Linked DNA regions of Mus musculus: region 1 is linked to region 2. A link is a contact called in ENCODE Hi-C or POLR2A ChIA-PET data. All regions are on one chromosome and are shown on one strand. The core of a region is the stretch at or near the end of the contact, and the rest is flanking DNA. Distances in the headings are between cores, read along the strand shown.

The links. A loop is a pair of places that touch in the nucleus more often than their neighbours do. ChIA-PET counts read pairs that join two places held with the same protein, here RNA polymerase II (POLR2A).
Region 1: a loop to region 2 is called in a map of mouse embryonic stem cell, with 2.3 times the contacts of the local background. The contact joins two enhancer-like sites. A Hi-C loop is called at or near these places in 1 of 37 maps with a recorded cell type or tissue (mouse embryonic stem cell). POLR2A ChIA-PET finds 5 or more read pairs at or near these places in 1 of 5 experiments (embryonic stem cell).

What each region holds. Positions count from the first base shown.
Region 1 is chr17:31,874,160-31,879,116 of GRCm38, forward strand. No RefSeq gene overlaps it. Among named protein-coding and RNA genes, the nearest start is that of Gm30509, 5.5 kb to the left of the region's middle. Within about 2 kb of position 3,287, at least 2 of the 3 ENCODE cell types and tissues checked have a DNase peak (open chromatin) inside an H3K27ac peak, as active enhancers do.
Region 2 is chr17:31,691,803-31,696,250 of GRCm38, forward strand. No RefSeq gene overlaps it. Among named protein-coding and RNA genes, the nearest start is that of Gm30187, 14 kb to the right of the region's middle. Within about 2 kb of position 1,994, at least 2 of the 3 ENCODE cell types and tissues checked have a DNase peak (open chromatin) inside an H3K27ac peak, as active enhancers do.

The sequences.
Region 1 (4,957 bases), core at 2,037-4,536, 180 kb after region 2:
GAGGGTCAGCACTGTGTACTAAACTCCACAGCAAAATAAGATCCAGGAAAGTGGCAGCAGCAGAGAGCCCCGCCCCCTGGACACAAGCGGAGGGAGAGCTCCAGGCAACTAGGCCAAAAGTCCCTCTTAGTGACCAGTCCGCATGGCAAAGCAGGACACTTTAGGTACTGTTTTGGCCAAGGGATGGTGACACACACACATCCATCAGAGAAGTTCTTTCTCCGCTTCCAGACTGCCCTATCCTTTGTGGCCCGCCTTCTCCTACCCCATCAGCCCTGGGCAGTTTATTAACTTGGACAGACCCAGAGCCACACAAAGGGGCACAGGTGTTGCTAATGAGGTAAAAGAAGATGGTTTTATTTGCTCTGTGCCCATATGTCCCTGCTTGATGGCAGTCTGCACTCAGCCAGTCTAAGACCCCAAGAACAATGGCCAGCCAGCAGGACTAGGAGCTGGTCATGTCTGCCTGCCATCACTGTAGGGCTGTAAAACAGAGCTCTACCAATTCCTCCCTGGGGCCCCGGAGTGCAGACGCTGTGGCACATAGCAGTCAGCTGTTCTCGAAGCTTCTCTGTCCGTCTATCTCCACATGCCTGTCGGGGATCGACTAGATCCCTGGGATGGACTCCAAAACCATCTTCCTTTACCCCGTGTCCATCTGTCCGTCTGTCTCCACATGCCTGTCGGGGATCGACTGGATCCCTGGGATGGATTCCAAAACCATCTTCCTTTACCCCGTGTCCAGGCTCAGACCTGCCCTTTGGGGGCCCTGCACTAAGCCAAGTTCTGTGTGGACAGCACAGGCAAAGCTCAGGGCAAGGTGAGGGTTACAGGGCCACATGGGTCTCCTGGTGTCTGGCCTGTTTTGACCCCAAAGTCAGAGCCATACTGGGACGAGCACTGGCCTCTCCTCTGCCTCGTTGGCTCATCCAGACAGCAGAAGTTTACCAAGAAGGGATGACCCAGAGACCAGATGGGTGGTGTGGGCAAGGGAGGCAGAAACGAAGCTCCAGTCAGCCCCTTTGTCCACGCAAGGCCCTTTTCAAGGACTTAGCACTACCACTCTCAAATACTGTCTGTCTCTTCCTTTCCCAGGGCTGAGCCCATTGATCCCATCTGAAGCTGGAAATGATGTCAGCTAGAATTAATGGCTGCTTTATCTGTGCTAGAGCTACGGAATGTGCTAGAATTCAGATTGGTGATGAAGCCATCCCCGGTTGCTGAAAGTAATTCTCTGCCTCCAGAGAGGCCTTGAGAGGAAGCCCAGTGTTGGGTATCCCCTTATCTCTAGTCATAGCACTATCTGTCTGTCTTTCGGCCCAGCCAGGCAGAGCATGCTGGGAAAATCCCATCGGCAGCTGCATCTCCTCCAGTGTGACCACTGGGGTTTCCTGGGGGAACCCACCTGAGGAAGTCTGGCTCATTAAAATCTAAATTGAAACAAAATGCAAATTCCTGAGAAGTCAGTCTAGGTTTCCAAGAAGTTCCAGTGTGGTCTGACAGACGTTCTTTGATGCGTTCTGCAACTCACTCCAGCTGAGGTCCAGTGGCATGCCAGGCTCGAGATGGGGTAGTTCTGACTCTGCATCCCGAGGGGACAAACAGATGACTTGAACACCGGGTGCCTCAGGGGACCGGTGATGGCTGTCTCACATACAAAGCCACCAATTTGAGCCATGTTATGTGCTATAGTTTGGCATCCCTGACAGCCAGAAACTTGCAGAGCACCCTGGGGCAGGACACATCAGGCAGAAATCATTGTGAATTCCACAGAAAGCAAGGTGACAGATGTGGCAGCATTGGCAAGAAGCAGGGTCTAGGTACTCGCCACCACTTTATAGAGATGGCAGATGAGCTTCCTGGGGCTGCAGAACAAATGGCCACAAAGCCAGGTGTGGTGGGCAGGCCGGTGATCCCAGTCTACCCACCCATGAAGGAACTCACCCCCATGGGGCTTCAGAGGCCTTTGCAATGCAGTCTATAGAGCCCATTCCAGTCCATCACCCTGACTCTATCAACAGAGGAGGGAAATATCTCACTCCAAGGGAAAGAATGATTCAGAATCTAGCACCTGGGAGAGGTGCAAATGTCCTGAGGTGATAGAATAAAACAGCATAAACTGCGGGCTCCAACCAGGTTCACTGTCTCATGTATTCTGAGGCCGGACGTCCAAGGTCAAGCTGGCTTAGGGCTGGGTCGCCTGAGGTAGCTCTCCTTCACCTGAAGATGTGTCCTCACGGAGTCCTTCCTCTGGAAATTTCCCCTCTTGTGGCTCCGTGGTCGGGATGTGTCCAGCCATAGGCAAGAGTTAGCATTTCCACTGACTATGTAGGTGGAGGCTCCTGAGCTCCCAGGATGACGCTGATGGAAAACCGTTTCATTCCTTCTGTCCCTTGGCTTTGCTCCCTAGGGACCAATTTGGGATGTGCAGTGTGGGCTTTGGCTTTCCTGGGTCTGATGTAGCTTGAGCTACATGTAGGTTGATGGTGGCCCTGAAGATAGATATGCATTCTGTCTGTGGGTCCTAGTGGGCAAAGGGACCCTGGCCACTGGACATTATACCAGGGCTCAGCTCTCCCTGATGAGCTGCAGGCACCAGCTGGGCTCTAACAAGGGTTATCTTGGGCCTGTCTGCTGCCGGGACAGCACCAACTGTGTGTGTCCAACGTCCCATCAAATTAAACATAAGAAACATGCAGTTGGTAGTTTCTGCCAGCCAACAGAGTCTCTATTGTCTCTTCCTCCTCTCTGTATGGAAGAGCTCTCCTTAAAGTGCAAATGCTATTAAGGCCAGTGAGGGTGGCCCCACAGATGGGCAGGTAGTGAATGGGCTCACAGAGCTCCCAACAACAGACAGAAGAGGGACCCAGGCCAGCCAGCCATGTAAGAGCCCTGGGTTATGGCCCCAGAAAACTGGGTTATACCAGACTCTTTATTTGAAAGCCGTTCTCTGCACAATGGCTTTGGGGGGGGGGGGGAGGAATCAATTTAAGCCAGCATGTCCATAGAGGACTGCAGTGTAAGACCAGACCAGCCACGTTTTGTCAGGGGTAAAAAGCCAAGGCTAGAGTCCAGGTAAGCAAAAGGGCAGTCTGTCAGCTTAAGGGCATTCCGTGGGGCAGTCTGTCAGCTTGGCCCCCACAGCAGCTTCCTGGGCCAGAGGCTAGACACCCTTGGCTTCCCAAACCATTCTCTCTGTGGTCGCTTCTTCTGCAAGAGGGCCTGCACAAAGGGGCCTGGGGCAAGATGGGAGGAGGGTGTGTTGCATTCAGAAGCCTCTTTCTGAATATAGAGTCATGTGTGACCCCAGGGGATTTCTCTAGCTCATTTGGCTTCCTCCACTGAAATTTCCCAGTTGGGGGCCCATGTCCGCAAGGCCTACTGGATCCTGCAATCTGGCTGTTTCTTTGGCTGTGCTGGGCTCAGCCCTTCCAGTAAAGCTAGGACCAGGCTGATTCCCAGTGTCCTTTCTGATATGTACCCTGTTCCTGACTAGTGCAGGCAATGCTGCAGAGCCCTCATCTCCCTCCAGGCTCCTCTGCTCCTCCGAGCCTCTGGTGCTGCAGCACCCAACCCAAGGCAGCTGGTGTTTACTCGAGCCTCCTGCCCAGCCCCAGCCCCCAATCTCCACAGCTCTCTAAAGAGAACGCCTGCTGTCCTTTCTACTTCACAAGGGGGAGGAAATGGAGCTTCGGAGAGGACCAGGAATTCTTCTCAGCTGAAGTGGGCGTCGTGCGGATCCGCACCCACGCCATTGCACCTCCGTCCCAAACTTCCGTTTGGCCATCTGTCTTCCAGAAACCCTCTGACAGCACATCCGGCAGATGCCTTGGGGTGTTCCTCATAGACCTGTGTGGAAGTCAAAACATGGCTGGCACTCCCGAGAGAGGAACTTGAGGGAGATCCTCTAATCTGTCCCTGGGGAAGCTGTGTACCGGCTGCTGGTGTGTGCCTGGCATCCCCACCAGCTGGGGTAATCCAACCCTGCACCCCCTCCTGAATCCAACCATATCTGGTTTCTAGGCCCTGGAGACAGAGAAGTGGGGGGCTGGTGGCAGGGCCATCTTTCAGAGGGAGGCCAGGGGAACTAGAGAGACCCCCTAGCATCCAACATGCTGTTCTGGAAATGCTGATAAGAACGGGGGATCGCTCTCCATCACTCTTGCAGATGGTCTTTAGCTTGGGCGCGCGAAGCTCTTAGTGGGTTAGTCCTGAGACTCATTTCTCCCCATTCAAGATTCTCTGAGGACATTTTGAGGGTGAGAATGGGTCACACTGGCGCAAGGGCCACCTGAGCACCAGGCCAGATACCCGCACAAGAGATAAAGAATGCTTCTTCCAGTGAAAGCCTGATCCCCACCGCTGGCCACGCCCATTACGGGCTGTGTCAATCTTATCTTCCCTCCAATCACTATAGTCTCCCAGTCCTGGAGAGAAAGGGTTACATCTTATAACTTCTTTATCTTAAAATTCCTGGCCTGGTCCCTGCTGCCCCTGGAGAGACTGTCAGATTCAGGTTAAGTCAATCCCTAGAGGCATTTAAGCGTTTCCTTACAGGGTGTAGTTCAAATACTACTCAACCGCAGTCTATAGCACCCAAGTCGCCCAGGCCACCATCCCTTAAACTCTCACAACCCAGGACGGTTCTCACTTCCACATCAGCCTGTCCTCAGCTGCTTTCTTGACTGCCCTGGCCAGTTCCCTCACTGAGAAACCACACGAGACCCCCTCCCACCTTTCCCTTGCTCTCTCTGCTTCCTGGCTGGCTCCTGGCTATCCAGTGTGGCTTCCCTTGGGGACGTCTACTCTCAGACTCTAAAAAGGTATTTCATTGGAAACAACAAGCCCCTGATGTATTGGCTTCATCATCTCCTCCTCCTGACCATGACTAAGCTTTGTCTGACCTGTGGCGCCCGCGCGCGCGCACACACACACACACACACACACACACACGCAC
Region 2 (4,448 bases), core at 744-3,243:
TTTGCTCCTTATTCTTAGAGGGCCCGATTTAGGACATGTCCTCCCCAAAACCTTCATGGGGGAGAACTAGATCTCCAACCTCCTGTGTGGCTCAGGAATCAGGTGTGTGATAATTTGGCAAAATTGGGGCCAGTGACAGGAGTTTGCTGGCTGGTTTTTACAAAGGGTACCCAAGGTGATCTCACTCACGGCAGGTCTTCTCAGTGACCTGCCACAGTGGCCCTTGAAGCCAGCTGGTATTAGTGACACTAGCCTCCGAAGTCAGGAAGGCTCCCCAAACTGCAAGAGGATGCACGGTGTCGATGGGCGGCTCTGATGCCTGCTGAGAATGGAACTCTGACTGGGAATGGGCACTTTTGCTCCATTTTGCAGATGAGGACATTGAGGGCCACAGGAAGGGCTTAGAATGATGGTGCCCAGGGCCGGAACCGACTACCCTGGGTGGTTACTGTCCAGGAGAAGCTGCTCTTTTTCCTGAAGTCATCATGTCTCCAGGATCCCCCCCTCCCCATCAGCAAGCATGGACCTGGGGTCATGTCCTTAAAGGTGGTGACCTTGAGCAGATCACAAGGTCACTGGCAGTAGGAAGACCTTAGGTGTGGGAGGAAGCTTGGCAGAAGCACAGTGCGCATTTCACTTCAGAGACAGCATTGACTTTGCATCTAAGAGCAATAGAGGGGCTGGAGAGATGGCTCAGCGGGTAAGAGCACTGACTGCTCTTCCAAAGGTTCTGAGTTCAAATCCTAGCAACCTCATGGTGACTCACAACCATCTCTAATGGAATCTGATGCCCTTTCCTGGTATGCATGAAGACAGAATGCTCATACAACATGATATACATAAATATAAATCTTTAAAAATATCCAAGTGACAGAAACAAGAGGGAGACCAGATCTCAGCACTTCAACACAAATGCTCTTTTCTTTGTATTAATATTCTTGCAGATGCCCTTCCAGGACACAGGGCACTTTGCCCTATTTCTGGAGCAGGTGACAGGGCTTCCAGTCTGCCTATGAGGTAGGCTAGAAGCCTTAGGAAGAGCCTCAGTAGCCAGGCGGTGGATGCTTTTATTATAGCCTGGCCTGGCTGAGCAGGGGTTAATCAGCTGGGCAGAGAGGGCACCCACTGGGCAGAGTGTCTAGCTGGAGCTTAGATTCACAACAGCTAGCTCAGCCAGGATGCTATGCTGGAGTGCGTGGAATCCCAGGGGTTAGGGTTAGGGTTAGGGTTAGGGTTAGGGTTAGGGTTAGGGTTAGGCTGTGGGCTCTGGATGAACAGCCAGCAACCTTCTAAAAGAGCACACAACAGGAAGCTGTTATCCCATGACGCTGTTGGCTCCTACCAATAGAACTACCTGTTGATACCAGGGCTTGAAGATGAGTATCTTACTCTCAGACAGTCCAGGACACGAGGCTTAGGTAGCAACCAGGATAACCCGCTCAGGAATAGGGTGTGGAGGGAACAAACCCGCTCAGGAATAGGGTGTGGAGGGAACAAACTTCATTTTTCTACCCATCCTTCCAACAGAAGAGATTGGGAAATCTGTAGTCCTGAGGGCTGGAAACTAGCTGGATAACACGGAGGCTGCGGCTGGATTTCACATGGCCGACAGGGGGCGCCTTCTACCCAGTTCCGGACCTACAGTGGCGGCTGGTTCCCCTCCTCCCTCAAGGCTTATCATCCAAGGTGCCTCAGCTGTGCTGGGGTTGACGCACAAAGGTGGGACACTGGCCTGCTGGGAGGGAAGAGTGGGGGTGGGGTACATGCAGGGGCGGGAGGATGACGGAGTAGGATGGGGTGAGGTAAGCGGTGAATCGTCCTGCTTGGTCACCCCTCTTAGGTAAGGTCACGACCCTACCCTGGAAAGGGGCCCTCTCCACCACCACTAAAAGCTCTTTGATGCCCACGCTGTGACTCAAACGCGTGCCTTGAATGTCACCGCGACACCAAGAAGATAAGAATAACTCCGGTTTGAGGAGCAGTGACCTCATTCAGTCCCACCTCCCTCTTGCTGGCACAAGGCCAAGTTGCCCACTGCTCTGGGCTTCAGTTTCTCCATCTTATTACTTGGGGATTCCAATTCTCAGTTTCAGGGCTGTAAAGGGGGGCGGGGCAGATGGAACTCAGCCGGCTAATAACAACCAAGAGAGCAAGGATGGGGGAGGGGGAAGAGGGACAAAAAGGCAGTGGGAAGTTCTAGGTACCCACTAGTAAGAGGCTGATGTAACTTCTATGTCTTTCCTTTGCTGACTTGAACTTGTTCTTGGATCCCACGTCCCTGGAAGGGTAGATGCCCTCAATCCAAGGCCCATGACAGCGCTGTGGGTGGGACCCCATCCCCACAGGTGCCCTACTGTGCCCCATCTCCACTTCAGGACTGAGTTGATTCAGTCGACACAGGCAGGTACATGTACATACCCACTGCACACACCTACTACACATGCTGCAGGCTGTGGATAAAAGTCGGGGGTGGGGAGAAGATGGCGTGGGGGTGTGCTCTTCACAGAGAAACGGGAGTCATCTATATGGTGACCTGAGCCCGACTTGCCAGGTACTGCACTGCTGCTCAGGGTTGTCACAGATCTTAAAGCAGGTTGACCTCCTTTGTGTCTACCTGTGACTGGGATCCTGAGCATCTACAGTGTGTGTGTGTGTGTGTGTGTGTGTGTGTGTGTGTGTGTGTGTGTGTGTGCCTGTGCTGGGTTGCGTGCACTCTCTGAGGGTAGAGGTGCATCTGTTTTGCCACAGTGGCACTGGCCTTCACAGCTCTGGACAGAGATGCTAGAGCCTGGATTTCATGGCTCCTGGGTCTGCTGGGAGGGAAGAGAGGAGGAGGGAAGGTGGGCGTAGAGCTCTCCCCTCAGTCTGTACTATCTGCATGAAAGTGTAGCCGCATTTCATATTAGCCACAACCCTGGAAGGCAAGTGCTACTGTACTTGGTTCAGCAGAGGGATGCTTTGAGAAGCTTGCTATATAGGAATTACCAGAATTTTGGGGTGCCCCTGTATGCCTGTAAGGCTGTGGCCACATTTTTCTGGGACCCTCCTGTACTTTTGTTTGTTTGGTTTTTTCTTTTCCTTTCTTACTTACTTTCTTTCTTTCTTTTTTTTTTTGACAAAAATCTCTCTACTACATAGTTCTGCCTGCCCTTGAACTCTTGAACTCAGAGAGAGCCCCCTGCCTCTGTGTCCCAAATGCTGGGACTAGAGGCATCTGTTTCTGTACTGTTTCTACCCCTACCCTGTAGGGATCCCCAACCCCATGACCACCCAGGAGGTGTCACTGAGCTCCCCTGAGCTTGTGTTCTGTTTGCCCTTTGAGTTTTCGATGGCCCAAAGCCAAGGAGTGGCCCCACCAACCTCACCATGGCCAGTGTGGTGGTTGCTCAGGAAGGGGGCTGTGGCTCCCTGCCTATCCTCAGGCAAGCTCATCTCTGCCTCCTTAGCACCTGCTGGGTACAGAGTACCCATGTGCCTCAGAGGGATACAGAGTGTGTTCTTTTTTTTTAAAAAAATTTATTTATTTTTATTATATGTAAGTACACTGTAGTTGTCTTCAGACACTCCAGAAGAGGGAGTCAGATCTCATTACGGATGGTTGTGAGCCACCATGTGGTTGCTGGGATTTGAACTTCGGACCTTCGGAAGAACAGTCGGGTGCTCTTACCCACTGAGCCATCTCACCAGCCCACAGAGTGTGTTCTTAAAGCAGGCAGGCTCCTGGCAGCTTCGCTCTGGATTCCCCTTCCATTTCCTGCCTTTTGTCTTCTCCCATCAAAACATCTCCAGGACTGGTTCAAAGGTCGGTTCCTGGGAGTGAGCTTTGGGACTTTGGAAGCTAGGGGAGCCTGACAGGGTCAGAGATCTCTGTCTCTGCCTCCTCCTACAAGGTAGAGACTAATGATTCCTAGCTAATAAGATTGCTGTCGTGAGCAGCAAAGATACAAAATAGTCAGCACACGTAGGCTGGGGCATCATCATCATCCACTCTATTGTTACTATCTCTGTCACCATTGCCAATTCCATCACCATCAGATCAGCATCATGGCCAACAGCTTGCCATCATCACCATCATTACCATCTGCACTATCACCACCACCACCATCATCACCACCATCCTCACCATCGTCATCACAAACACCATGACTGTTACCATCACCATCAGTGTCCCACATCACCATCAACAACGTCTCCTCACCTGTCATTACTATCATTGCCATCCCTACTGTCTTAGTCAGGGTTTCTATTCCTGCACAAACATCATGACCAAGAAGCACTTGGGGAGGAAAGGGTTTATTCAGCTTACACTTCCACATTGCTGTTCATCACCAAAGGAAGTCAGGACTGGAACTCAAGCAGGTCAGGAAGCAGGAGCTGATGCAGAGCCCATGGAGGGATGTTCTTTACTGGCTTGCTTCCCCTGGCTTGCTCAGCCTGCTCTCTTATAG